Linked DNA regions of Homo sapiens: regions 2, 3, 4, 5, 6 and 7 are each linked to region 1. Evidence: read pairs that join two places in POLR2A ChIA-PET (ENCODE). Cell type or tissue: MCF 10A. All regions are shown on one strand. Region 1 holds the start of LOC105374383 (a long non-coding RNA gene). Region 2 holds the start of LINC01460 (long intergenic non-protein coding RNA 1460). Region 3 overlaps RBKS (ribokinase). Region 4 overlaps BABAM2 (BRISC and BRCA1 A complex member 2). Region 5 overlaps LOC105374378 (a long non-coding RNA gene). Region 6 overlaps BABAM2 (BRISC and BRCA1 A complex member 2). Region 7 overlaps BABAM2 (BRISC and BRCA1 A complex member 2).

Region 1 (4,000 bases):
CATGAAGTAATCCTGAGGGGGCTTGTGAAGCCCAAGGAAAGATATGCAGGGGGTGGCAAGATGAGCTTTTCTTGGCCAGGGAGAGAGCATGCAGGGAACACAGCACTTACAGAATGAAATGGGGGCGGTGCACGTAGCATTTTCTTTTGGGGACAATGCTAAAAGCTCTATTACAGTTTTCCTCACAGCCTGCCCAGCCTTGATAGAAGTAATATCTCATGTCTGTGTAGCCTTTTACCTAAGTGAGCAACAGGCTTTCTCTCCTACGTTATGTCTTTCCATTCCCCTGGACACCTCAGGGAACAGGTATAGTACCCTCAATTTACGGACGGGGAGACTGAGGCTCAGAAAGATGCAGTAATCTGCTGGAGGACACACAGGTAGTAAGGGGCAAACCCAGGCCTCGAAGCCAGCAGGCCCTTTGAGACATGCTTCTCTAGAAAGTTTCACCCCATGGAGTCCTTCCTGGGACCAGTACAAGGCAGGTCCGTCCTAGTGGTTGGGAGTGTGGTCACCACGTGCCTGCGTTGAGGGTCTGGATCACAGAGCCCACTTTCTGGATCCTTTTCCTCCTCTCGAGGGCCCCAGGAGGGTGGGCAAGGTCTCTTGGAATGGGGGGGCCTGGCCCCACGTGCGAGGTGAGGGCAGAGTGGGCGAGGTCCCTTGGGGTGGGAGGCCTGGCCCTCCTGACGGTGAGGGCAGGGTGCGGCCAGCAGTAGTTGGGAGGTGCGGGAGGCTCCTGCTCGCTGGCTGGGCAGGGTGGGGCAGGGCGGGGCAGGCACTGGGAACAGGGTGACCTGGACACCGCGACCTGCGATCATTGAACGAGGCACGCAGCGGTGGTGGTGGAGATAGGGAGACCCTCTGTGCCGGGGGGACCCTCACCAAGGTGGGCACCCTCTGAGCCTCCCGCCCCGCTAGCTTCCCCTTGGCCACCTCTAGGCAGCTTCCAGCAAGGATGTTCCTTCTCCCTCCCAACAGGCCCTCACCTGGAGCCTGCTCGGACCTGCCCTCTCCACAAAGCATGGTAGCAACTCCCTGGGGCAGAAAGTGTCTCTTCTGAAAGCAAGACAAGAGTTTAATGAAGCCCTAAACGCGCACAGTTGAGCCTGAAATTAGGGTGGTGAAGGGAGGGGAAGAAGGCAGTTGAGGACATGGGGGCTTCAGCCCAGCCCTGCCCCAGCTGAGCAAAGCAACCTGCAAGCAAACATTTGCAGAGCCCGAGGGCTTGGTTACAAAACATTTCTGACCTAGAAAGGGGAGAATGCCACGTTCCCTTCCCCCCAGACTCAGGTTTGGGGAGTGGTGTTGGGGTTTGGGGTTAATTTGGAAAGGGGGAACCAACAGGTAAAGAGAGGCCACCTCTGAAGGTGGATGCCTGGGTCTCTGAGGGTGTGGGGGGAAGCATGGGTCTGCCCGGACTGAAGCTGGGCAGGTGGGAACCCTCCCCACCCTGAGAGGGAGGGAAGGAGGGAGGACACTGAGGGCTGCTGGGCTCTAGGTAAGCCAGTCAGACTGCACACACAGGTGTGCCAGGGCTGGGACTCCTGCCCAGGACACCCAGCACCGCTCTACCAGGTGGGCAAAGCTCATTCTGCTCCCCAAAGAGGAAGGGAGTGGCCAGCCCTGAAGGGAGTGGCCAGCCCTGATTGACACAACCAGCTGGGCTCCTGGCTTTAGGGACAAAGCAACTGAGACTTGCTTTTACCAATGGTTGCAGGCATCTGGACAACTGGCAGTGTTGAAGGGAGCACTGGCCTCAGCCCCTCTCTATCCTGTCCCCAGGTCTCCCCAAAATGCTGCTGAGACATTCAAACCGCAGCCTCCTCCTTTACCTGGTAATTGATCCTCTTTTGCCCTGCAACTTGGGTTTGGTCTTAATTTGCCAGGCACTAAAGGCAAGAAGAGACGGGCAGGAGGGCGTGTTATCGCTTGTCTCCGGGCACAGAGGCTGTTGCAACAGAGCTCCTGAGTGCGTGTAAGAGTGCACGCGTGTAGCAGAGGAAGGGAACAGGCTGCACATGGGGTGGAGGATGGGTGCCAGCTTTCCTCCCTTGTGTGTGCCTATGGCAGGGGGAGGGTCACTGGGCTGATTTCTGTCCCTGAGGCAGGAGACCCCAGGACACAAAACAGACCCAGCAAGGCCTCTGTAGCTGCAGCCGGTGCCTGAGCTGCTCAGCCTCCCTGTGCTGACTGACACTGACTGAAGCTGGTCTCATAGCCCAACTCGTAGCTTCTCAGCCAGTCTTGACTGGCACCTGCCTGGCAGCCCATTGACCACTTAGTGGAGATGGTATGACACCCTGGGGGCTAGAAGCTGGTTGTAGGTTCTTTGACTTTAAGGGACTATCTTCTAAAGAGGCCAAAGTAGGCACCTTTGCTGGTGGCTCTGGCAGAGCTGCGGAAGCAGCAGCTCAAGTTCTGCCTTGAAGCTGAGTCCATTTGCTTTCCCCCTTCCCGGGACAGACGCGGAATCCTACCACAGTTATCCCATCACCGAATCAAAGGTATCATGGGGGGTGACGACCAGTGGGCAGGGGGTCAGAAGAGGCCCTGGGATCACTCAGTGCAGACTCCTTCGCCGCCTTCCTCCTCAGCACCCCTACCTCTCTTGGTTTCCTGTGGCTGCTATAACAGAGGACCACAAACTTGGTGGTTTAAAATAACAGACTCTTCCTCTTTCACAGTTCTGGAGGCCAGAAGTCGGAAATCAAGGTGTCGGCAGGGCCTCGCTCCCTCTGGAGGCCCTAGGGAGATCCATTCCTCATCACTTCCAGCTTCTGGAGCTGTCAGCATTCTTTAGCTTGTCCCTGCATCTGTCTCTGCTCTGTCTTTGTGAGGCCTTCTCTGTGTGCGTCATCTCCCTCTACCCCACTCTTATAAGGATACTTCCTGTTGAATTGTGGGTCTGCCCAGATAATCCAAGAATCCAAGATGATCTCCTCCTCTCAAGATTCTTAACCTCCTTACATCTGCAAAGACCCTTTTTCCAAATAAGCTCACATTCACACGTTCCCGGGATCTGGACACAGACCTATCTTTTTGGGAGACCACCATTCAACCTGCTATACCATTCAGTGGTTGGTAGGTTGTGGCTTAGACCCCTCTAGTGATGGGCGGCTCACTACTGCATGAGTTGGCTCCATCTATGTCCAAACAGGTCTAATTATTTTAAAGTTCTTACTTGGGTGGAGCTGAAATTTTGCTCAACAGGAACTTTTACCCACTGGCCTTAGTTCTGGTCTTCAGAGTACATACATCTAAATAAATAAACCCTCCAATCCCACCACCTCTGCCCCTGATTACAAGGCAAAAACAAAATGAGAAAAAGGATGAATGGGCTTAGTTTTGATACCAGGGAAAATGCAGAGACTCCGGTCTCCCTGGTGGCCCTGTCCCTAGGACTTTGTGCCTGTTTCCTCGCCGTAACACCAGAGAGTGGCCGAATCACCGTTTCATGGGATGCTTTTGAGAAATGCATCCTGGAGAGTCCCAATTTGCACTGGTACATTAAAGGCTCTGAGAAGTCCTAAGTAAAGAAATCCACTTAACCCCAATATTTTCCAAACTTATTTGAAAATACAGTGCTTTTATCCACTACCATCTTCTATCACCTTGCAAAACTTCCTCACTCTTTGGGGAAATGCTTTCAGTGATGCCTCGGGGTCTTTTCCAGCTTTCACAATCTGTTTAGGTCAAACCTAATCGTTCATGTGCTCAGATGCCCATCCCTAGCGCTGTTGTTAAGCATTTTGCTGGAGGTAACAAATAATCTGGAAAATTAGAGGCCCCTGCCCCAAGCCACAGACAGCCAGGGTGAGGCTGTGGGCGATGGCCTCCGCCTAGGGGCCCTGGGCCTCTCTAGCTCCTACCTGGCACTACAGGAAGCGGAGGGCCCCTGTGGGAGGAAGCCAGGGAAGTAAGGAGTATTTCTGTTGCTCTGTCCCCTGGAGATCCAGACCTTGTCTCAACTTCAGACTCAGCACTGCTCAGCCATCCT
Region 2 (4,000 bases), 660 kb before region 1:
GTCCCCGTCACTTTTTCTAAATCTTTGCCTAGAAATCCCTCGTGCTGGACTCTTTCACCCTGCACGGGGGAGAAGCCCTCCTCCCGGGAGCCTGTTTGGGGGGCAGGCCTGGCCGAGTGGCTCCGTGAAGACGCAGGCGCGGCCGGAGGGCGCGGGGCTCGGGCAGGATCGCGCCGCCGGGCCGGGAGGGGGCTGCGGGCGCGCGGCGGATGTCACGGCTTACCTCAGAGCCCAAATTAGAAGGCTGAAAAAATCACAGCAGGAAATAATGTGCTGCCTAAAATAGAAGCATCAACTGGGAGAGAGGCCGGGGAGTAGGTGGCATCTGAGGCTCCCGCCGCGTCCTCCCCAGCGGCTGCCTGACGCTGCATCGGAGGCGCGTGGGTGGCGCCCGGCCAGAGGGGCCCAGAGGCCGGGGCGGCCCGGGGCGGGAGGAGGCGAGAGCAGGGCACCCTCCCTCCGCCCCCTCCCCCCTCCCCACACCCCTTCCCTCTTCCTCTCTTTCCCTCCCCTACGGCCCCCACCTCCCCCCACCCCGACCCGCTCCCCCGACACCTGGGCTGGTCCTCCCGGATCCACTCCTCTCCCACACTCCCTCACCTCCCCCCTCCCTCCCCCTGCCCACGCCCCACATACCTGGGCTCCTGCCCCTTCCACCCCTCTCTGCTCCCTCCCTGCCCCCTTCCCTTCCTCCCCTCCCCTTTATCTCACCTTCACCCCCTTTCCTCCTACACCCCTTCCGTGTCCCCACCCCCTGCCCTCAGTCCTCCTTCCTCCTCTTCCCCACATCCCACCTCTCCTTTCCCCCTCCTTGTAGGCCCTCTTTCTCCTCAGCCCCCCTCCCCCCGCCTTTAGTCTCCTACCTCCCCTACAGCCTCCTGCCCCCGCCTCCTCACAGCCCCCTACTTACCCTACTGCCTCCCTCCTGGGGCCCTTTCCTCCCCAAGGGCCCCTCTGTTTTCTCCCATTCCAGCCCCTGACCAGGCCCTGCTCCTCTGCTGGGGTCGGCCCCGCACAGTAAGCTGCCTGGGAGCCCTCATTGCCTTCCTGGGCAACCCGGCCAAAGGCCCCCCGAGCAGCTGCAGCCCTGGAGGTCAGCCTCACCCTGGCAGACCGCAGGGGCCCCTCCTCACCGCCGACCTCTGCACCTTCACCCGTTTGCCTGGTGTCTGAGGAAGGGCCCGCAGGAAGAGCATTCCTTTCCCAGGGTCTTCCTCAGGAGGGATGAGAGGAAGCAAAAGCTTGGTCTGCAAACGGGCTGGTCCTCCCGACGGCCACATCCGCAGGAATGACCCTCAGAGGGGCTCCCCAACTGGCTGGGAGATTCGTCCAGCTGGGCGCTCTGCTACACAGCCCCGTCAAGGGCAAACAGGCATGTACTTAAATGATAAGGGGCGGCCCTTACAGAGCGTGTATATGTGCATATTAGCTCCTTCAAGCCTCACAGCTCCGTAAGCTAGGCACTGTTATTATCCCCATATTATAGATGACAAAACTGAGACACAAAAGATGAATCAGCTTGGCAGTGTTCACAGAGCCAGCGTGTGGAAAAGCCAGAATCCAGACCCAGACCCGAACTGCAGCGTCCCGGCTCTTACCCCTAACCAGCCAGTGCCTCTCAGCTTAGTGCTCTTCCACCCGGCTTTTCTTTCTAAAAAGTGAGTTTCGTCTTTGTTGTTTGTTTGTTTTTGTTTTTTTCTGAAAGTAAGCATGAAGCATTACAGGTGCTTGGAGATTTTCAGTTTTTAAAAATCTGATATTTTTACTTCTCTGGGTGTTTCCCCTGCCAGCTGTTGCTCTCCTGAAAACCGTCTCGCTCATTTTTGCCGGTTCCCAGTGCTGTGCGTCCTCATCGCATTGGTTCGTGCTCCAGGGCCCTGCCCACGCACATATGTGCTGCACTCCTTCCCTCCTGCCTCCTGCCTCTGTGTTGCCCTGGGGCTAACAGCTTATGACTTGCCAAACAGAATCATAAGGAGAGGTGTGTGGCTGATGTGGCATCACGCAGGCTTGGAAAGGCCACTTGTTATTGGGATAAGCAGTAGGAAATAGTGGCTGAGATTGTGAGTAGGGGAGTAGAGGCCTCCACAGACTAAAAGAAATGTCAGAATAAAATAATAATATAGCTAATATTCATGAATACTTACTAAATGCAAGGCTTTGTGCTAAGTATTTTCCAGGAATTATTTCACTTAAGTGACATAATAACCCTATGACATTGATATCATCAGCATTTGACAGAAAACTCAGGGTCATGTAAGGTTTAGAGCTGAGATTCTGATGCACTTAACCAGCATGTTCACTGCAAACGAAAATTGGTGTGCTGGTTTCTGTGTTTGTCTCCAAAATGGAAATATCTTTGTCATTTGGCAAACTATAAAAGTAATAGGTGTTCATTGTGAAAGATGAAAACAACACAGAAGTATATATAGTAAAATATAGAAGTCTTTCTCTGATAAGCCCCCTCTTCATAGACTTTAATACATATGTACATTTTAAGATACCTGATATCATACCATCATATTCTTCAGTGGATATCCTGACATGGCAGGGCACACCTGATGATTATTTCCAGAATTCTAGCGATGGAATTGGTGGGTCAGAAGGTATAAACATTTTGGTCACATGTTGAAATGGAGAAGTTATTGTTCTATTTAAAGCCATCATATACTGTTGCCCAGGTTGGACCGCAGTGGCGTGATCTTGACTCACTGCAACCTCCCCGTCCTGGGTTCAAGCAATTCTCCTGCCTCAGCCTCCCGAGTAGCTGGGATTACAGGCACATGTCACCTAATTTTTGTATTTTTAATAGAGACAGGGTTTCACCATGTTGGCCAGGATGGTCTCAAACTCCTGATCTCAAGCGATCTGCCCACCTTGGCCTCCCAAAGTGCTGGGATTACAGGCGTGAGCCACTGTACTCAGCTTAATTAGTACAGTCTTAAGGCAATTTGTTAACATGTACCAAGAGACTTTAAAATGTTCCCACCTTTTACTTCATAGCAATTCCATTTATGGAAGTCTCTCTACCCCAGGGAAATAAATAAATGAAAACAGCAATATTTAGCATTATGATAGCCATATTTGGGGCATCGCTTAAATGTCCTCCAATAAGGAAATGGTTAAGTAAGTCATGAAAAAAATTAAGAACATTTCCTTGCTGGAATATTATATAGTGATTAAAATGATGGTTACAAAGTGCAAAAATGTGGTGGAAGTTCTTAGAACATAAAGTCAAATTTAAAAAGTAATATACAAAATTATATATATTGTATGATTACAGCTGTGTGAACAGAATTTGTAAAGGAATAGTAGCAAAATGATATCAATGGTTATGTTAGTATATTGAGATTAATGTGGTTTTTCTTTTTTTTTTTTTTTTTTCTGAGACAGAGTCTTGCTCTGTCACCCAGACTGGAGTGCATTGGTGCAATATCAGCTCACTGCAACCTCCACCTCCTGGGTTTAAGAGATTCAGCTGCCTCAGCCTCCTGAGTAGCTTGGACTACAGGTGCATGCCACCACGCCCAGCTAATTTTTGTATTTTTAGTAGAGATGGGGTTTCACCATGTTGGCCAGTCTGGTCTTGAACTCCTGACCTCAGGTGATCCGCCTGCCTTGGCCTCCCAAAGTGCTGGGATTACAGGCATGAGCCATAGCACCCGGCTGTTTTTCTTTTTTATTCTCCAATGTGGTTTGTTTATTTGTTTACTTGTTTGTTTATTTATTTATTTATTTATTTTTATTTTTGGGACAGAGTCTCACTCTGTCGCCCAGGCTGGAGTGCAGTGGTGCGATCTCGGCTCACTGCAACCTCCGCCTTCCAGGTTCAAGTGATTCTCCTGCCTCAGCCTCCCGAGTAGCTGGGATTACAGGCACCCGCAACCACACCCAGCTAATTTTTTGTATCTTTAGTAGAGACAGGAGTTCACCATCTTGGCCAGGCTGGTCTCGAACTCCTGACCTCATGATCTGCCCACTCGGCCTCCCAAAGTGCTGG
Region 3 (4,000 bases), 570 kb before region 1:
TTACATTAAACTCTCCCTGTACTCCTCTCTAATTTACAGCAAATGCTGACACAAATTGGTATGCCTTCTCTTCTTTGACATCAGTGTTTCTCTTGAATTATGTATTTCTATCTGGAATGAGGTTTATGAGGCTAAAGCCTTCTTTCATTAAGATAGGTGAGAACAGAGAAGGATCAATAAGCGGTTGAGTGCAAAATCAAAGTAAGGTGGGGCTAAGATATGCTCAGGGCAGCACTTCACTGCCCAAAGTGACCATAAGTGGTATTACGAATGACACTGATCTTCTGAATTTCAATACATTGATTATATTTCAACTACTATAAAACAAGAAAAACTCTATTAACTTTCATCCCAGAACTGCCAGATTCTTCCTTTATTGGTACCCTACAAGTATTTAGTAACCATTTTTAAGAAAGAGTACAGATAATCATAGTAACTGCATCACTTGGATTCCATCTAAAATTGAGTCAAAGACAAAAGAAATCCCCTGCCTGATGCAGTGTGTCTCAGCCATCTCAGTCTTCACACAGGTTGAGGTGCTTGGTTGTGGTGCTCAACCTACCTCACAGGTTGGTGCCATGGACAGATCTGGCCCCACTATTGTTGACAAATGGCTCCCAGTCCAAGTCAGCCATTAGTTCATATTGACAGAGGCCACTGGCTGGCTCCATCTGGGGCCTGACCGTGTCTCAGGGTCCATTCTCAGCTTTGTTAGTTTGTGATGGGCTCTGGGCTGGCTGGTCAGACCAGGACTGAAGTGGAGCATTTTGACGAAGGTGTTTTGAGATAACATTTGTAAAAAATGTAGATATACTGTCTTGTATTGCCAAATAATATACAGAACAGACATGCCTGATCCTTTCCCTTTTCTATACCTCATTCCACCCTCGGCCCAAGCCTGAGCCTCACCCTCTAGGTAATCTTCAGCCATCTCTGAAAACTCTTCCATTTTTAATCTTTACCTATCACCCACTTCACCCCAGGAATGGGAACTGGAGATAAAATGAAACTCTTTGTTTTTTCACATTTCTTGATAATTTAAAAGAGAACATTTTCTGTTTTGCTTATAATAATGTAAAAATTGTCCCTGAGTCAATATGGGCACATTAATGCAGCTCAACCATAATGTTCTTTGGCTGAAACTGGCTGTGCCCAGCAGCCTTATGGTGATGTGGCTTACGCACTGGCACACCCCTTGTTTGGCCAGCCTGAGGAACATGTGAAGGACACTGTCACCCTGAGAGTGGGCTTGGGCCAGGAGCCCATTGGGCTGCTCTAGCCTCTCTTCAAGTTCAGGGGCAGGTGCTGCTCCCAGCCATGGCCCTCACCGCTCTGCTGGCTGGCAAGCTGCTGAGAAGAATGGCCTGTGGAGGCTGAAAATTGCTGAAAACCCCATTCTGCCCAAAATGTTTGCGGTGGGTTAATTTATTCTATAATTTAAAGAATTCCATGTTAATGAAAGAGAAGTGGAATCCTGAGAGCGAGCTAAAAATGGAATTAAAAAGGGCCCATTCTTCAGGCAATATTAATGAGAGCTTTGTATATATATTGGTGAGTAAATCGCAATTAAAACTAAAATGTCTGTTAGTGATTCACTGAGTTCTAAAGGTTGGCCTTTTGCCTTTTGTGGTCAGCAATCCCCTTTTTTTTGTGACCCCACTATTCTAGACAGAAAACAGTTAATCCAATAGGACTTAGTATCTTACAAAAGACTCGCTAAAATATTTTCTGCTAAATGTTCATCTTCTAACAGCTGCTTTTTTATTTCAGTGAGAGGTACTTGAAATAAAATCATTGTTCTCCAAGAAAAATGCATGCTAAATAATACAGAGCTACCAGATTATTAAACAGCAAAGGCATTTCATAATATTAGCACCAACCACAGGTTCCACTTCTGCTGATGCACAAAATTTTGAGTAATTAGTCATTGCACAATGTTGTATTTATATTCATTTTTGCTCGAGCTGTTAGGCCACAAAATCAGTAGGCAGTTGCTGTTATAAAAGGATTCTCTGGGTTATTTATAATGTTTCTGCTTCTTCACACTTGCTGCTTCACTCTTGGGTCTTGAGCCAGGTCTACACTGTGAAAATGAAGGAAGGAACTGAGCAATTGTTCTGTGAATCTAACTGCATTGAAAGCTGGTGTGGATGATTCACAACCAACTGTGTATGTCTTGGCTGGTGCACCTGGTATATTTGTCTACACAACCCAAATTCGTCATATACTGGCTGATTTGTCACTTTATCAGGGAAGGATGCATAGTTACGTGAAGGCTGTGTTTCTACCAGGAATAAGCTAGTGTCTAAGGCACAGGTGGTAGGGCAAGTATCTGAACTAGCATTATGTTGCAAAAGAGTTACCTTCAAATGTCAGTTACTTTAAATGAAGGATTGATTTCTGCTCCAAATGCTTGCCTGTTACACAGATCATTCATTCCCTAGAAGGCAGGCATACTGGATGGAAGGGCATTTACCGGATGGAAGGGCATTTATGGATCACCTGAGATTTTAATTTTATTTTTTGTAAGTTATACAGGCATCTTTCTGTGCTATCTGCAGAGAATCACTGATGACAGGAACTCTTTCTAGTGGGAGTAGGTTTTAGCCTTTATGTGAGTCGGAGTAAAAAATATGCTGAAAACCACTCAGACTGACAGAATGATCTGTTTGTTTCAACTATGAAATAACCATCTTAGTTATCGCCCCACTGCCCCCACTTTTTTTAAGGAAATGAACTATCTTTATGTCATCTGAATTCCCATGAGCTCTCAAACCCACTTCTCAGCATCCCCATTTCCACTTCCCTAGTCCAGGCTGCCACCATCTCTCACCCAGATCAATACGACAGTCTCTGGACTGTTCTCCCTGACTCCAGTCTTGTAAACTCCAATTTATTCTTCACACAGCAGCCATATTAATCTTTTTATAAAGTATAAATCTGATCAAATGTATCCCTTGCTTAAATGGCTCCCCATTGCCCTCAGAAGTGTGAATTCTCAGAAGTGGCAAAGGAAGCCCTTTACAACCCAACCCTGCCACCTCTCCACTTCATCCTTAACTCTCCTTTGTACTCAGGTCTTTCCAAATGGAACTATTTGAAGCAGCACAAATATGCCATGCTCCCTTTAGCTGCTTCATGAGCTGCTGCCTCTGCCTGAGTGCCACTTTACCAAGCTGCCTCTGCCTTATCCTTCAGCTCAGCTCCTTCCCTTACCCTCTCAAACAGCTTCCCTGGGCTCCTCAGGCTAGGTGGGCCCCCTCCACTGCATCACCATGGGACTTCTCATTCTAGCTGTATGGACTATGCACTCTTCTAGATTCCAAGCTCTTTGTGGCCAGGGACTGTCTTATTATGCCAGTGTGTCCCTGGCATACCAGTGTATATCCACTGTGTGGCATGTGGAAAATTCAGAGTGTGCTGAATAAGAAAGTGTACAGTGGGATGTGCCTCATTCCATTTTGCCATTCTTTCCAATAGAATATTTCCTATTTCTTAAGGAACTGTTTTCAGTTCTAGAGGCTGCTTTTGTATCATTAGTCTTGGAACTCCCACGATGCTCTGAGAATAAGATGAAAGGCAGCCTGAGGACCTTGACTGTGATCACTGCCTGTGAAGAAACCCAATTTAGGCTTCTCTTTGTAGCAATGTTGTAGCCTAGAGATCTGAAAACTCTCCTTCTACAAGATACTCAGAACTCTGGGATAAAACAGAAGCCTTATTACTATTAATATATCTAAAAAATAGAAATAAGATTTTCCCAGAGTCCAAAAACAAAGAGAGTTCTAAAAACTAGCACGGCAAGAGCATAAACTATGGCCATCCAAGCAGTTTGCTGGTCCGGGTAATCATGGGGCTTGGGTTTTAATGGCCATGTTTGGACAAAAGGTGGGTTTCAAGCAAAGTGGAGTGCTGGAACTAAGACTCCTACAGAAAAGATGAACCAGGAAAAAAAAATTCCACCACTGGCTCAGAGAAACAGCAACAAATCCTGTCACTG
Region 4 (4,000 bases), 370 kb before region 1:
GGGGAATAGAATGTGCTGATGAGCTTAGCTTTGTACATGTGCTCCATCTGTTTCACAGATGTTGATTTTGTGATTGTTATTAATTAAGGTATTCATTTTTGTTTTGTGAACTTGTCCATATATTTGTTATATTTTGCAATAAAGTTTTTTTTAAAAAAGCTAAATATATTCAGTATATAAATATTAATCAATGTAATTACTCAGATTCAGGTAGTCCACTTAATCCTAAGATGGCTATCTACAAAGAAATTTACTCCTAGACACATCATGGCAAATTACAGAAAACCAAAGACAAGGAGAAAAATCTAAAAAAAGAAACCAGAGAAAACAAAAGAGCAACCATTAGATTGTTAGCTGACTTCTTAATAGCATTAATGAAAGAGAGAATACAGTTTAGTGATATATTTAATGTGATAAACTAAACAACTGTTTAAAATCCTATACCTAGCAAAAAGATGATTGACTAATTTAAGTGAAATAAATCCATTTTCAAGTAAACAAAAGCAGAGACTTCATCATTAGCAAACCTTTGCTAATTCTTCAGGGAGATGAAAGACAAAAATCTCAGGTGGAAGATAGAGATGCGGAAAGGAGTAAACGGCCACAAAATATAATAAAGGGAGCCAGTAGCTAAAGAGGGTATAAAATTATAAATCATCTAGAGGGTGTTTTAGCTAGAATTGTTTTATACATTTTGGTGATTATTAGGATTTATGTTCCCAATATACTTCATGTAGGCAAATACTAGAATTATGTGACTTCTTGGTGTTTACTGATTTGGGAGTGGGGAAGTGAGTGACTGTAGGGTGAAAAAAGAAAATGACATTAAAGCTTTGTTTTGCAAGTAGATAATTTAGTGTTGACCATGTCTGCCATCCTGCTTTCTACATTTCTCTTCTTGTATTGCTGTGTGGTGCTGTGATTATTTCATGGGGAAATCAGGAATGTATTGATTGCTGGATCCTAGCTCCCAGAGATTTCAATTTATTTATTTAGTCTGGGGTAGAACCTGGGCATCAGTGGTTTTAGAAAGTCAATTCTAAGGCTGGGCAACATGGCAAAACCTTGTCACTACAAAAAACAAAAATTAGCCAGGCATGGTGGTGCGCACCTGTAATTGCACTACTTGGGAGGCTAAAGTGGGAGAATCGTTTGAGCCTGGGAGGTTGAGGCTGCAGTGAGCTGAGATTGTACCACAGCACTCCAGCTTGAGCGACAGAGTGAGACCCTGTCTCAAAAACAACAAACAAACAAAGCCAATTCTAGTGTTATAGCCAGAGTCGAGAACTACAGGTATTGAAAATGAACATGGGCGAGACAGATCTGAACTCTAGATTTAGTTTTATTGATTACTAGGTGGATTATGCAGGATCTATGTATTTATTTATTGATAAAACTGATAAGTACCTGTCTCACAAGGCCATTTTAGGGAATAAAGACAGTAATATTTGAATGTAAAAATGGAAAGAAAACCAGAGGTGTGGAGGCCAAAATGACCAAGGACAACATATAATCATTACCAGAGAGAGCTTAGCACATGGATGTATTTTCAAAGAAGCCCTAAGTTTACCTTTGTAATTGAAGCAGTTTGTTTTGATTTTTGTACTTATCTTTCAACTCATATAGCAATGAGGTTTTGTGCTTAATGAAGTCTTTAGGATTGGGATTGCTCTGCTGTACTTGGGTTATCTACAAGAATGGGCACATTACAGAGGAAGAGTCTCATAAATTTTGAACCTGGTTCTAATATATGTTTTCTCCAACATTTTTAAAAAGCAAAAAAAAAAAAAACACTTAGCCATTAAAAAACATTTTTCAGAGAAATTATCTACATCCTGCTGAGAATTTTATGCCAAACTGCAGCCCCCACACAAGCTTTGGAGAGCCAAGATATTTAAACCTGTAAAGGAAAACGCCAGCTCAGCCCTTACACTGGTTTGATGTAATCCTTTAACCACAGAATGGTTTCTAGCCTTGAATTGACAATGACTCAGTAGACCTTGTATACGTTTTAAGAATGTTTTTAAGTAGGTAGGATTACAAAAATAGAAGTACAACATTATTATGAACAAAACATTCAACACATTGAATACAGTTTCTTGAATCTGTTTCAAGAACATTTATGAAGAAACCAGATTGAAAAATAAAGTCTGGATTATTATAGAATTTTCAAAAGAAGGACAGCTAATTACTTATAGTATCTAAAATAGTCTACCAGAGGTTATCAGTCACTTTTTAAAATCAAAGGAGGTGGTTCTTTAGGAGGTTAAAAAATTAATTTGCACAAACACTAATTGACATAACAATTACATATAATTTGTGTGTTTAAAGATACTTTTTTTTTTTTTTTGGTTAAGATATGGGGTCTCTGTTGCCTAGGCTGGAAGTGTGGCGGCACAATCACAGCTCACTGCTGCCTCGACTTCCTGGGCTTAGGTGATCCCACCTCAGCCTCCTGAGTAGCTGGGACCACACTTCCATGCCTGGCTTAAAAATACATTTTAAAAAGACTTATTTATTTTAGTAATTTGAAGATGTTTCCAAGGTTAACATGAACTTTAGCCTAGTTAGCGCCTCTGGGAATTATTTTTAAAAAGCAAAATGTGTCTCAATGAGATTTGACTTTAATTTAAAACTAATTTAATGTACTAGTTAACCATTTATTTTACTTTCAACTACTATCTAGGTTCTACTCCAAATTCAGTAAATCTATACAGATTAAATTAAAAAGCATTTTCAAGTTGGGAAAAGAGATAACTATTTCAAACTTTTGAGTTTATATATTTTTATTGATATATAAATAGAACTGAATAGAAATACTTTTGGAATGAGCTATAGATTTATTTTATGTATGTATCTTGTCTAGTTCATAGTGAATACATCATAGACAACCTTAGCTGTGTTTTACTGAATTAGAAAATCTGTCATAGTGATTGTCAACCTTTTAATACTAAACACAAATAATTGAAATACTGTCTGTTAATCTAAGGATTTTGACTTCCTGAAGAGAGCTTTAAGTCCATTTCTTATGTTTTGTTAGTATTTTTTGGACTTTTTAATTTGTAATTATTAAATTTGAGATAAAAATTTTTGTGCTGTTTTGCAGCATGCCCTGTGAAAATTTTCTTTTTCAAGGAAACAATGCATTTTAAAATGTTTGTAACATTTAGAATAAAGGACTAAGGGTGTTTTGAAAATTGATAAATTTTTAAGCCAGATTAAACAATTAAGATTAATTGCATACCTTCTTTAACTTTTAGCTTCATGTCATGGCTATAAATTTGTAAGTAGCCATTTTAGAAATCCAATTATAATTCTTAGGTATAATTTTCAGAAATCAAAACAACAAAATTAATTACAACTGTAGAATTTCCTTATTTGAAAAACTTTCTATTTTGGGGTATTGTATAATGAATCCCCATGGATCTCGTTTCAATAATTGCCACGTCATAATCTTGTTTCATCTATACTCCTATTCACTTACTGCCTAGTAGCATTGTAGTTTGAAGCAAACCCCACATATTATGACACTTCATCTGTAAATATTTCAGTATAATATGCAAAAATATAAATCTTTTAAAAAGCATAACCAAAATACCATTATCTTATCTAAACAAATTGACAGTAATTCCCTAGCATCATCAAATAACCAGTCATTGTTCAAATTCCTAATTGTTTGAATTAAGATCTATGCATTGTGATTGTTATGTCAAGTCTTTTTAAGTTACTGGTTTTCTCCATCTTTTTTTTCCCCTTTTTTGCAATTTATAGCTGCAGAAACAGGGCCATTTGTCCTAGAAAATTACCACAGACTAGATTTTGCTGATTGTATCTCTGTGGTATAGTTTAACATGTTCCTTTCTTCCTCTGCAGTTCATATAAATTGGTAGTTGGATATATGTCCCAAATTTCTTGTACCTTAAATTACTTGGTACATAGTCACAAACCAAAAGTAACCCTGGTTTCCCCTACCATCCTGGTTTCTAAATTTTGTGAAATA
Region 5 (4,000 bases), 640 kb before region 1:
GGAGGCCTCAGGAAACTTATAATCATGGCAGAAGGGGAAGCAAACACGTCCTTCTTCACATGGCGGCAGCAAGGAGAAGTGCCAACCAAAAGGGGGAAAAGCCCCTTATAAAACCATCAGATCTCGTGAGAACTCACTCACTATCATGAGAACAGCATGAGGGTAACTGCCCCCATGATTAAATTGCCTCCCACTGGGTCTCTCCCATGATATGTGGGGATTATGGGAACTACAATTCAAGATGAGATTTGGTTGGGGACAAACCATATCACTCAGGACAGATACAAGAATAGTACAATTAATTTCTGAATATCCTTTCCCCAGTTTCAATAGTCATTAATGTTTTGCCACATTTGCTTTATCAATCACTTTCTCTTTTTGTCTGTCTACATAAATACATATTATTATTATTATTATTATAACAGCTTTGTTGAGATACAAGTCATATACCATATATGCAACCATTACCACACAGCAAATTTTAGAATATTTTCATCACCTAAAAAAGAAACTCTGGGCCAGGCGTGGTGGCTTATACCTGTAATCATCCCAGCACCTTGGGGGGCCAAGGTGGGGGGGAATTGCTTGAGCCCAGGAGTTCGAGACCAGCCTGGGCAACAAGGCAAGACCCTATCTTTATAAAAAATAAATTAGCCAGGTGTGGTGGCATGTGCCTTTGGTCCCATCTCCTGGGGAGGCTGAGGCAGGAGGATCCCAGGAGGTTGAGGCTGCAGTGAGCCATGATTGCACCACTGCACTCCAGCCTGGGTGACAGAGTGAGACCCTATCTCAAAAAAAGAAAAACAAACCAAAAAACAAAACCCTGTACCTCTTTTAGCTATCACCTCCCTAAACCCAATTCACCTCAGCCCTAAGCAACCACTAACCTACTCTCTGTCTTTATAGACTATAATATGTAGTCTCTATATAGACAGAATAGACTACAATGTCTATTCTGGACATTGCATATAAACACAGTCATATAATCTGTAGTCTTTAGTGACTCACTTTTTTCACTTAGCATAATGTTTTCAAGATTCGTCCATTTGTAGCATGTATCAGCCCTTCATTCATTTTTATGGCTTTATTACAGTCTAATATATGGATGTATCTCATTGTGGCTATCCATTCATCACTTGATGGACATGGGGTTGTTTCTGTATTTTGACTATTATGATTAATGCTGCTATGAACATTCCCGTACAAGTTTTTGTGTGGACATATGTTTCATTTCTCTGGGACATACACCTAGGAGCGGAATTTCTGGGCCATACAATAGCCATATGCTTAATTGTTTGGGGAATAATAATGTACTTATATTTTATTTCTGAACCATTTTGAGGTGAAGTTGCAGACATGTCCCTTTATCCCTAAATACTTCAGAGAAGCCAAACCAAGGACATTCTTTTTCATAACCACGTTTCAATGATCCAATTCAGGAAATTTAACATTGATACAATATTACTGTTATATAATCCACATGCAAATTTTGCCAATTATGTCCTTAACAGCAATTTCCCCCCCATCCAAGATGCAAGCTGGGATCACGCACTGCATCTAGTTGTTCTGTCTCTTTCCTTTCCTTCGGTCTGGTGCAGTTCCTCAGCCCTTCTTCATCTTTGTGTAGTTTTGTGAAATGTCTCTCAGTTTAGGTTTATCTGATGTTTGGATGGATGAGTTTCAAGGCTTGTCCATGTAGTGGGCACTGAGGTCCAGTCGTGTAGCTGCCCAGGCAGAGGAGGAGACTTGGCTCGGCAGGAGCCCTGACCCCTTCCAACCCCACCGCGATTGCACCGCGCTCTGCAGCGAAGGGACGGGCCGCAGACCCAGACCCAGGGCTGAGCCCGGCAGTGGAAAGTGCCCCACCTGGACACCTGGAGGGTTTACTGGGAAGTGCCAAGAGAAAGAAAGGGGTTGTGCGGGAGCTTCGTTCACGCCCTTTCCCAGGAACAGCTCAGGGGCCTGGAGGGCGCGGGAGTGTGTCCCCAGGCCGGGCCGTGGGCAAGCACTTCCCATCGCGGCACCGAGGGCTCCCGGACCTCGCCAACCCGAGCCGCCCGGGAAAGGCTGCAGCGCGTCGCCGGGATATCCGGGAAGGGCGGGCGCGGGGGAGACCAGCAGGCCGGTGCTGGGAAGGCGCTGCCCCTTCTGGGAAGGGCCTTGATGCAAGGGCACACCCCCATGCCCGCGCCCTGCACCCCCGCTTCCGGCAGCCCCGGCGGGGCTCTCGGGAAGGCGCGGGGCGGGGGCGGCTGATTCTAATCCGAGGCCCAAGATGGAGATTGGGCGCCGGGAGGCGGCTGGCTTCACTGGGTCCTGGCCCTGAGCCGGTTTGCTGGGCTGGGCCTACCAAAGGCCCCACCAACTTTTGCAAGAAGACTTTTCTGGGTGCTCCCTCAACATTATTGATTGAGAAGAGCCCCAGATAATCTGCCATCCTACCGCACAGCTGCCAACTTCCACCTGAGGCAGCGGTGGTTGGGCTGTTCGTTGTTCATTCGTTCATTCATTTTGTGGCTGCAGGTATCTGCCTGCTCCCCACCTTTCCCCCTCCCTGTTGGGGAAGAGGCTCAGTAGGGCTTCCAGGTAACAGTCCTGTACCTAACCTGCTTCTGCTGAGAACACCTGTCCTCATAGTGCCACCCGACCTGCCCTCCCTCAGCCCCAGGGCCTTGAATTCTGGCCACCCCAGGACTGAGCTGGCCTCTGCCCACTTTACAATGAGGGCGACAGACACCAGGGGGAAAGGCAGGGCCTTAGGGAGCTAGCCAGGAAGAGGTAGAATGGGGAGAGGAGGAAGGCACCAGGCAGGGACCAGGCCAAGAGCGCTGCAGGAATGTCATAGTCATCCGAGTTTGCACCCTGACAGTCTGCAGATATGCGTTGTTCTGTCCTCACAGGCTTTTGAAAATTGGAAAAGTTCACATAAAAATCCAGATATCTGATTTTTCTTGACAAATAAAAGGATCTGCCAACACCAAGCTTGCATTCCTGTGGCAGCCAGGACTGAATCAGGAACCTTCCCTGGACCTGGCAGTGGCCACACACCCCTTCTTATTGTTTAAACTTTCTGCACTAGCTCCATTACTTGCCTCTTCCCCAAGGGCACCTGTGAGCTCACTCAATCCTCACCATACCCTGTGAGGTCAGGAACCCGATTCCATTTTGTACAGAAAGAAAGCAAGGTGAGAGGTCAACCACCTCGCCCAAGGTCACAGCCAGAGAGAGGTAGGGCTGGGATTCTCCCCCAGGTTATCTGCTCCCTGGATGATGCTCTCTTCACTCTGCTGTACTGTTTCCTTGTGGGAGATCCGGTGTCTTCAGCAGCAGCTGGGTGGACGGCAGATGTAGACAGCAAATGGAAAGCCCTTGGCCATCGTAGTCTGGGGCTTTCTAGGCCACCACAGAGTCCTGAGCTGGGCTACACAGCTCTTGGCTGAGGCTCTGGAGTGGTGCCACCGAAGTGTGGAGCAAGAAGGTTCGGTCCATGGTCCCACAGTAAACTCAGGCAGGCGAAAGGACATGGGCACCTCTGTGTGGGGGTGTTGGCCTCTAGTCAATTAAGGGGTGCTCTTTCTTCGTTGCTTCTCTCTCTTTGCTGGAAGTGGGCTCCCTCTGCCAGTGTTTTGCTCCATATGGCTTTCTTGCGCCCACATGGGGGCAATTGATGGAGAATAGTGTCAAGATTTTCTTAGTGCATAAATCACAGTACATTACAGTCAGGCTTCCCTGAGCACAGCTCTTTCTGCTCAGTTGTGCGTTCTCCTCCTGGAAAGGTTTGCTAACCCTTTTCCTGATTGGGCTTGTCCAATACTTCTAGCAATTTCTAGAAATGAATCAAAGGGCAGTACCTTACGGTCACAGAGGGTCGGAGGAAGCTAAGGTAACTGCCTTCTAAGAGTAGTTCAGCTGTATATGGTACTCTACAGTTTATAAAACCTTTTCACACTCTTGTGTATTCCTTTGGTTCACACAACTTTAGAGCTGTACAGAGGAGCAA
Region 6 (4,000 bases), 52 kb before region 1:
TGGGCAACATAGTGAGACCCGTAACATAGCAAGACCCCATCTCTACAAAAAAAAAAAAAATTAATTAGCTGGGCGTGGTAGTGCACTCCTGTAGTCCTAGCTACTCGGGAGGCTGAGGCAGGAGGATCACTTGAGCCTTGGAGGTCGAGGCTGCAGTGAGCCAAGATTGCACCACCACACTCCAGCCTGGGTGACAGAGTGCAGACAGAGAGAGACCTTGTCTCAAGAAAGAAAAGAAAAGAAAACTTACTTTCCATCTCTGATCGTAGATTTATTTTTGGCAAAAATAGAATCACCTGCCTGGTAGTAAGCCTGTTAGAAGGAGTAAATATAAAATAATACACATGAAAATAAGTAGCATGATATCTGGCATGTAGTAGGCACCTCCCTTTCCTTATACTCATGGCTTCCAGACTTTTTTTTTTAACCACAATCTACAAGATATTTTACATTTGAATCCAGTATATATAACTAAAACAAAAGTGCCACATACAGTGCACTCTGATTTTATTTCACTTTATTTTAATGCTGCTCAGAACCCACTAAATGGATTTTGTGATCCACTGTTTGAACAAGCCTTCTTTACACCATGTGTGGATATCATTCATCCACGTTGCATATATGCCCTTCCTTTCCTTCCCTCCCTCCCTTTCTGTAACGGAAGCCTGGGGCCGCAGGGCTACCTGCTGTCAGCATGTGCAGGGCCCGAGCTGGTGCAGTGTGGAGTGATCCCTGCAGCCCAGCAGAGCAGATGCATCTCCTCCTCCTGTGCTTGCCCCCAGCCTCTCTACTGCATGATTACAGAAGACTTGTAAGGCCCCCTCCTGCCAGACGTTCTGTCATCTGCCAGCCTGCATGGAACTTCCCCACACCCTACCCCAGCAGAGCCCACCTGAAGTTCCTGTTGTGAGAATTACTCTTGTTACCAAAGGCCATTGTCTCCAGAAGGCCACTGTACCCCAGCAGGGAGAGTGGAGCTTGGACACCCTCTCCCATTGAGTAGTTTCTTCTTTGGGAATTGCTGCTTTTCTGTCTGAAAGCCCAGAGAGCCAGGTGTCTGCGGTGTGATTTCAGCTGTCAGGGGGATAAGGGTGAAGAGAGGAGGGACCATGGCCATCTTGCTGCCCCTCCCCCACATCCTCAAACACCCAGCCAGGGGGGTGAATGTCCCAGAGTGTTGGGTGACCAAAAGCTGTGTCCAAAAGCCAGCATGCAGGGGCCTGAGCACCTGTGGAAGCCATGAGCTCTGGCCTCTGGATGCTGAGATCTGGTGGAAGAAAGTGAACTTACAACCAGGCAAATAACACTTCAAAGCCCTAGAGAGACTCAGGGGAGGGGAAGGTTAGAGGCCTCAAGGAGTTGATCTCCTAAGTGTTCCTGAGGCCCTCCTTTGGGAGTCCTGCACTTTGCTGTGGAGGCTGATGCCTGACCATGCTGCGCACAAACCTCGGAGCACTGTTCCAGCTGGGGTGTGACTTGGGGCCTGGACCCACATTCCAGGTTCAGCTCTGCTGGGTCCCTGGGCACTTCCTCTTTCAGGGTCACCCTTTGGTTTTTCCCCTTTCGATGACTAAAAAGTGGAGGGTAATCTGTGAGCTTGGTGGTGACTCACCACCATCCGACAGGCGGCCCACTTTTCCCAGCAGGTGAGCTGCGTGAGTAGCCCTCCTCCTGGCCGGGACTGTGGTGAGCTCCCTGCACCCCACCCCAGGCAGCCACGTGGCCATCAGCACATCATGGTCTGTGCTGAGCGCCTGCTCTTGCAGCCCTGGGCAGAGTGAGCAGAGGACTCACCATCTGGGCACACCAGGCAGGTGCAGATGGGGAGACAAGATAAACCCAGGGCTGGGGCTCTTCTCTGGGTTCCCAGGCCCCAGGCAGCAGCACATTCCTTAGCCCCCCACACCCACCACCTGGCCTCGTTCCCAGCCCCAGCCCAGCCAGGTGCACCCATCTTCCCAGCCTCTCTCAGTGCCACACAGCCATTCCTGCCTCTCATCAAGCAGGTTATGATGGGCACGGCAGTCTGAGAGGGAGGGGGATGGAGAGGACTGGCTCACGCTCCGCCTACTAGCTCTGGGGCCTCAGGTCAACCCCCTGGGCAGGCAGGCATTCATTTAGCACCAAATTGACATTCATCTTCTGGGAGCTTCTGACAGGGTGAGCACCAAGGGCACTAAGGGTGAACCATCCCCAAATTCTGCCCTCTAGGCACTTACAGGGATGACCTATGCTAACGTGCCATTAGGATACGCAGTGTCACAGGAACCATCCTAACCTCCCGCCCTTAGTCTCCCCTTCCCCTTCCTTGTAATGTTTGACCTCGGCAGTTTCCTTTTTCCTTCTATTAATTACAACATTCTATCATTCTAAAGTATATCTTAAGTAAGCCAAATGCTTGCATTTGAGAAATATTTATTGAGCTGGTGAGTGTTGGACACTATGCTCCAGGCTGGGGATGCAAAGATGGATGAATACGACCCATGGGCTTTGCCCTCAGGGAGCTTCTTCCAGGGTGTGAGAGAATGGTTGGTATGTGTAGATGCGTGCATACATCTGTGATGAACGCCAGAGAAAGAAGCTGGTCCCATGGCCGGTGGAGGCTCAGGAGCCCATTAGGACTACCCTGTCCCTCCCTCCATTTAGCCAGCTGGCCCTCCCTTCTCCTCCTCCTTCTCATCTGCTGCACCAGGGGATGCCAAGGGAGCAGAGATGCCTGCAGCCCGTGGGAGCAAGTCCTGGCCTTTGCAGTTGCAAAAACTGGCTGCAAGCTGCTCCAGCCCCAGAGGAACTGGCCAAGCTCCAGAGGGCCTCCTTGGAGGGCCTCAGAGGGAGAGAGAACTGCTCAGTAATTTTGATCACTTTGGTAAGTATTTAAAAATACCCTGTGATTTAGCAGGAACCAGAATTCATCCCAATACTTTGATGTCTAGAAATGGATCTCAGTCAGTTGTTGTTGAAGTCCTCCTAAAACGGCATTTGATTTAATTCAACACATACTGAGACCACAGTCAGCCTTCTCACAGGCGAGGAGGCCGAGCTGTATAAATTGTAGTCTAGACACCAATCTAAATATCTCAAACGCAAGGCAGACATAGCCCAGCCTGAGGTTGGAGGCCCGGCATGCTGTGGAATCGAGTAGAGGGGAGATTGATTCCAGCTGAGGGCAAGGGCCTCTGCCTGAAGCTGTGAGCATGTGGTACTGTGTTCCCACTGCGATATCAAGCCTTTGCATCTCAAGTTTGTTAATTTCCTTGTTTTGCAAGCTTAGACCCCCTGAAAACAGACCAGGCATGCTCAGGGGTTGGCGCATTTAGCAAGATTGACTGTGTACATGAACCAGTTACAAGCACTTGTTTGTTCCTAAAGCCCACACCCGAGAGCCAGGCTGCCATCGCCCGGGGCATAATTACAAAACAAGCTCCCATCGTGCCAGTCACTCACTCACCAAGGCACCCAGAATTGGATGGCAGTTGTCACAGGGGCCTTTGGAGGGTTTGGGGTGAAGGACATTGAAACAGAAGCAGGTCTCTTTGTAGCCATCCTGTTGTGAGGATGACCCTTTGACACGAGGCCCTTTGACACGAGGCGAGTAACCCCAAGTGAGTCAGAATTTACAGTGGCGGTTCAGGACAATGAGGACAAGGCAAGACCACGAGGCATGATTAGCAGGACTTGTCTTACACTATTTACAGGACTGCTTTGATTTTCAGACCACAATCGGTTTTCATATGACTGATTAAAAACATGTGCCAGTTGAAGTCACAGCTGCAGAAGAAAACTGGAAAAAGCAGTGAGCCTTAGATGTTGGAACTTGCCTCTATTTGCAAAAATGACCTCTGACTTGATTTATGCCCTTGATTTCCTGACAGTGAGGGCTGTGTCCCTGAACCACTTCTCCTACCACACCCCACCCTACCACCACATTGGCCTGACTCTAGCAAACATCATGAGGCTCATCTTACAATTACCCAAAGAAAAGCATGTTTGAATTCCAGAA
Region 7 (4,000 bases), 82 kb before region 1:
AATGTGAAGTATTTCTCATAAATATTTTAGTTATTAACTCATTCTTATGCATAGAACATTTTAAAATAAGCCATCATTTTATTGACCATTGACTGATATAGACAGGATACAGCTTAGTTAAGTTGAGCAAGATACTGTATTTTTAAAATTTTATTTTCTCATATGTGAATTGCCAGTTTTATCTCTGAAGTACTCTGACTGTTCCTGCTCCCCTAATAATACATTTACTGTGTGCACTGAGAAAGTATTCAAATTTTAATATTGGCTTCAATTACACTTTGTTAGACAAATCTCCATGGAGAAATAATAATGTAATCAATGCTTTTTGGGGACTGTGGTAGATATCAACATTACCTTGCTGCTGTTTTTTAAAAATCAGAACAACTCACTTGCCCAGGTAGATACATTTCCTTCATATTTTGAATTATTTCTGATGCTAACTGGGCATTTAGGGAGTCAAAGAAGATGGTTCCAAAATAGGTGGGAAAAAATCATTTTTTAGCATATTAAAATATTAATACCAGCAACTCATTTTCTACAAAACAAAATAATAAGAACGAAAATAGAAGGCATTCCAAAACCCGAAAAAGCCAGTAGCTTGAAAATCACATAGCCTGTGGTATTATCTGCATTGCTTTGGATACTGAGTGATGACTGTATTTGCTTTAAATTTATAAATTATTGCAATTGAGTTCTACTGTTTAAAATTGTTGCTTTCTTGTAGGGAAGCTCTCATGGTACTTTTCTGCTGGTAATGATTGCTTTGGAGGTTACTCTCAACCTTGTTTTATATTTGCAAAAGTGTACATAGTATAAAACAACTGAAGTCAAAGTATATGTGAATAGGCTTTTTTTTTTGAGACGGAGTTTTTCTCTTGTTGCTCAAGCCGGAGTCCAGTGGCGCTGTCTCGGCTCACTGCAACATCTCTCTCCAGAGTTCAAGAGATTCTCCTGTCTCAGCCTTCTGAGTAGCTGGGATTACAGGTACGCACCACTATGCCCAGCTAATTTTTTGTATTTTTAGTAGAGACGGGGTTTCACCATGTTGGCCGGGCTGGTCTCGAACTCCTCACCTCAGGTAATCTGCCTGCCTCAGCCTCCCAAAGTACTGGGATTACAGGAGTGAGCCACCGCGCCCAGCCACGAATAGGCCTTTTTAAAAAATTAATCAGAAGAGGCGCGGTGGTTCACGCCTGTAATCCCAGCACTTTGGGAGGCCAAGGTGGGTGGATCATCTGAGGTCAGGAGTTCAAGACCAGCCTGACCAACATGGTGAAATTTGATCTCTACTAAAAATATAAAAAATTAGCCGAACGTGGTGGCAGGCGCCTGTAATCCCGGCTACTTGGGAGACTGAGGCACGAGAATTGCCTGAACCCAGGAGGCAGAGGTTGCAGTGAGCTGAGATCGTGCCATTGCACTCCATCCAGCCTGGGCGACAGAGCGAGACCCTGTCTCAAAAATAAATAAATAAATAAATATTAATCAGAAGAAATGGAAGTAGTAATGAGAAAAGATACAAAGTTAATTTTAGAAAGCAATATTTGTGCAGAGTGACTGAAAACGTTACAGATCATGCTTTGCAATATGCAGGGACTCAAAAGCGATTTCTGAATTGAATTATTGATTTTAATCAGTCTTTCGTATTGTTCCTCTATACTATGAACTCTCTGCTTTGGCACCAACAGACATGTATTCAGACTGCCCTATTGTGGTACTTGAAAAATGTGACTAAAGAGTGGACATTCAAAATCGTGCCCTTTTCTCTGACTGTCGTGTGATTCATCTGTAGAAACCCCCTGCAGCACTGAGTCAGTCATCATCAGAGTCAAGTGCACTCCGAGTCTAAGAGGCCCTCCCAACTGGATGGTTTTTTGATTCTCGGGAGTTTTTTGGCTTCTCCTTAAAAGTCTGCTGCGGACCTAAGTTTTCCTTCAAGAAATCATATTGAGTGCTGAGAGTACCTAGTCCAAGTTGAATGTCACCCCAGACTAGAATAGTGATAGATGTATAATTATCTAGCATGTATTTTTATTTATTTATTTATTTTTAAGACGGAGTCTCACTCTGTTGCCCAGGCTGGAGTGCAGTGGCGCGATCACAGCTCACTGCAGCATCCGCCTCCCGGATTCAAGCGATTCTTCTGCCTCAGACTCCCGGGTAGCTGGGATTATAGGTGCTTGCCACCACGCCTTGCTAATTTTTGTATTTTTAGTAGAGATGAGGTTTCACCATGTTGGCCAGGCTGGTCTTGAACTCCTGACCTCAGGTAATCCACCCACCTCCGCCTCCCAGAGTGCTGGGATTACAGGTGTGAGCCACTGTGCCTGGCCTAATTATCTGGTATGTATTTTTAAATATATCTTCCTCATGTAGCTAAAAAGACGAACCTTATACATACTTCATAATGACAACTTTAGCTTCCTAAATTGTGACATAGTGAATGAGTCGTAAGCAGGTTATGCCAGTGTCCTCTGGAGTAGGAGAAGGCAATGTGGGGCATAGTAGGAGCCGAATGTTTGAATCATGGGACTAGATTTGAGTCTTGCCCCTGCCTGACTATGACATGAGCAAGTTAATATACCTCTTAGAGTCTCTGGTTTGCTCACCTGTTAAATGCAAATGTTGAAGATAATGTCTCTGTCATGGAGTTCTAAGTAACAAATCAGATAACGTGTATAAAGATACCCTGTAAATCTAGAAAATTCTATACTTGTTTTTCTTATTATTTTTATGCTGTTCCTATTCTTTGTCCTAGAAGTGGATAACATTCATACACATATACGTTATATACCTTTAAGAATGTGTTATTGAAACAGTCTGTGTTTTTAATGATGATTTGCCTCAACTAATAACAAGTCAGTTTACTTTTAAAAATTGAGTTAAAGAACCCCAAAATGAAAGATAAAGCATATAACACATGTTAACAGCAAGGATTGGAATTAGCCTGTACTATCACAGCAAACATATTTAGTGCTCAGAGTAGTACCTTATGCGTTCCATTAAGGAACTCCCACTGATTTAGGAGATATAAATATATGTGGTAATGCATATGGAAAAAACTGAAACTGCTGAGTATCAAAATTCACTGCTTGATTGGAAGTAGAGTGATAACTTCATTTTTCCTGGTAGTCTGGTTGCCATATCCTATAAAGTAGAAAGATTATCACCTGCACTCTTACCGCTTCTCCAAATGCATTCTTGAAAAACAGCCTCTGTCCCACTGCCTCCATCAAATTATAGATGTGGAATACATTGCCCAACCCTTGAAGAGTTTATGTTATAATAGACACTTAAAACAGATAGAAAGAGAACTCTGCTATGGAATATTGATCCCGGGAAGTGCTAGAGAGGAATGTCAGATGGTTGCAGGCACCCAAGCATCCTTCCCTAAGCTTCTGTGACCATTTCAAAGCATTCTTACAGCACCTACACATCATGCCTTCTATTGGTGACATTTTCACCCACGTGTGATTTGCCTCTAGATTATAAACTCCTCGAAGATGGAGAAGTCACTTTGTATTTCTTGGTGCCTCTCTATACACCACACCTTTCATCCAAACTGCAAGCAGTATTTGTGGTTCAAATAGAGTTTCGTACCTAACATTCGGATTTAGTCAAAAAAAAAAATCTTAAGATGTGTTTATGCTCTAACTTTCTTTTTCTTTCTTCTGTCTTTGCAGTTGACCTGCCTCTGTTTTTCCCTCGAGACCAGCCAACTCTCACATTTCAGTCCGTTTATCACTTTACCAACAGTGGACAGCTTTACTCCCAGGCCCAAAAAAATTATCCGTACAGCCCCAGATGGGATGGAAATGAAATGGCCAAAAGAGCAAAGTAAGTGAATCTGTCGTTATTTCCAACAGGTAAGAGCATTTTGTTTATCTAGTCCAGGGGTTGGCAAGCTACTGCTTGCAGGTTAGTTCCTGCCCTGTGCATGTTTTTGTAAATAAAGTTTTATAGAAACACAGCAACACCCATTTCTTTACTTATTATCTGT

Evidence for each region. ChIA-PET counts read pairs that join two places held together with the same protein. Peaks named below come from ENCODE experiments on the same cell type or tissue, not always from the same donor. Only the 100,000 strongest peaks of a DNase experiment are listed, where the experiment ranks them.
Region 2: POLR2A ChIA-PET joins it to region 1 with 7 read pairs; 2 of 35 experiments call an interaction of 5 or more read pairs at or near these places.
Region 3: POLR2A ChIA-PET joins it to region 1 with 8 read pairs; 2 of 35 experiments call an interaction of 5 or more read pairs at or near these places.
Region 4: POLR2A ChIA-PET joins it to region 1 with 6 read pairs; 2 of 35 experiments call an interaction of 5 or more read pairs at or near these places.
Region 5: POLR2A ChIA-PET joins it to region 1 with 5 read pairs; 1 of 35 experiments calls an interaction of 5 or more read pairs at or near these places.
Region 6: POLR2A ChIA-PET joins it to region 1 with 5 read pairs; 2 of 35 experiments call an interaction of 5 or more read pairs at or near these places.
Region 7: POLR2A ChIA-PET joins it to region 1 with 8 read pairs; 4 of 35 experiments call an interaction of 5 or more read pairs at or near these places.

Annotation. Positions count from the first base shown.
Region 1 is chr2:28,376,552-28,380,551 of GRCh38, forward strand. It overlaps LOC105374383 (a long non-coding RNA gene), which reads left to right and starts at 804. Exons shown (of 3, transcript XR_939876.3): 1 at 804-889. RefSeq lists enhancers at 3,360-3,860, 3,861-4,000. In MCF 10A, no CTCF peak of the experiment used is centred here; DNase peaks (open chromatin) are centred at 1,020, 1,600 and 1,920.
Region 2 is chr2:27,715,361-27,719,360 of GRCh38, forward strand. It overlaps LINC01460 (long intergenic non-protein coding RNA 1460), which reads right to left and starts at 372. Exons shown (of 2, transcript NR_135200.1): 1 at 224-372. It overlaps LOC105374378 (a long non-coding RNA gene), which reads left to right and starts at 763. Exons shown (of 3, transcript NR_160725.1): 1 at 763-1,372; 2 at 1,487-1,658. RefSeq lists a silencer at 59-468 and enhancers at 662-1,176, 1,177-1,690. In MCF 10A, no CTCF peak of the experiment used is centred here; a DNase peak (open chromatin) is centred at 1,921.
Region 3 is chr2:27,807,963-27,811,962 of GRCh38, forward strand. All of the region lies in intron 7 of RBKS (ribokinase), which reads right to left. Among named protein-coding and RNA genes, the nearest start is that of MRPL33, 38 kb to the left of the region's middle. In MCF 10A, no CTCF peak of the experiment used is centred here; a DNase peak (open chromatin) is centred at 2,169.
Region 4 is chr2:28,002,355-28,006,354 of GRCh38, forward strand. The region is part of intron 4 of BABAM2 (BRISC and BRCA1 A complex member 2); the gene reads left to right. Among named protein-coding and RNA genes, the nearest start is that of MIR4263, 8.0 kb to the left of the region's middle. In MCF 10A, no CTCF peak of the experiment used is centred here; a DNase peak (open chromatin) is centred at 1,937.
Region 5 is chr2:27,733,558-27,737,557 of GRCh38, forward strand. The region is part of intron 2 of LOC105374378 (a long non-coding RNA gene); the gene reads left to right. Among named protein-coding and RNA genes, the nearest start is that of LINC01460, 20 kb to the left of the region's middle. RefSeq lists a silencer at 2,109-2,278. In MCF 10A, no CTCF peak of the experiment used is centred here; a DNase peak (open chromatin) is centred at 2,174.
Region 6 is chr2:28,324,582-28,328,581 of GRCh38, forward strand. All of the region lies in intron 11 of BABAM2 (BRISC and BRCA1 A complex member 2), which reads left to right. Among named protein-coding and RNA genes, the nearest start is that of BABAM2-AS2, 16 kb to the left of the region's middle. In MCF 10A, no CTCF peak of the experiment used is centred here; a DNase peak (open chromatin) is centred at 1,650.
Region 7 is chr2:28,294,655-28,298,654 of GRCh38, forward strand. BABAM2 (BRISC and BRCA1 A complex member 2) reads left to right here. Exons shown (of 12, transcript NM_199191.3): 11 at 3,684-3,837. Among named protein-coding and RNA genes, the nearest start is that of BABAM2-AS2, 14 kb to the right of the region's middle. In MCF 10A, no CTCF peak of the experiment used is centred here; no DNase peak of the experiment used is centred here.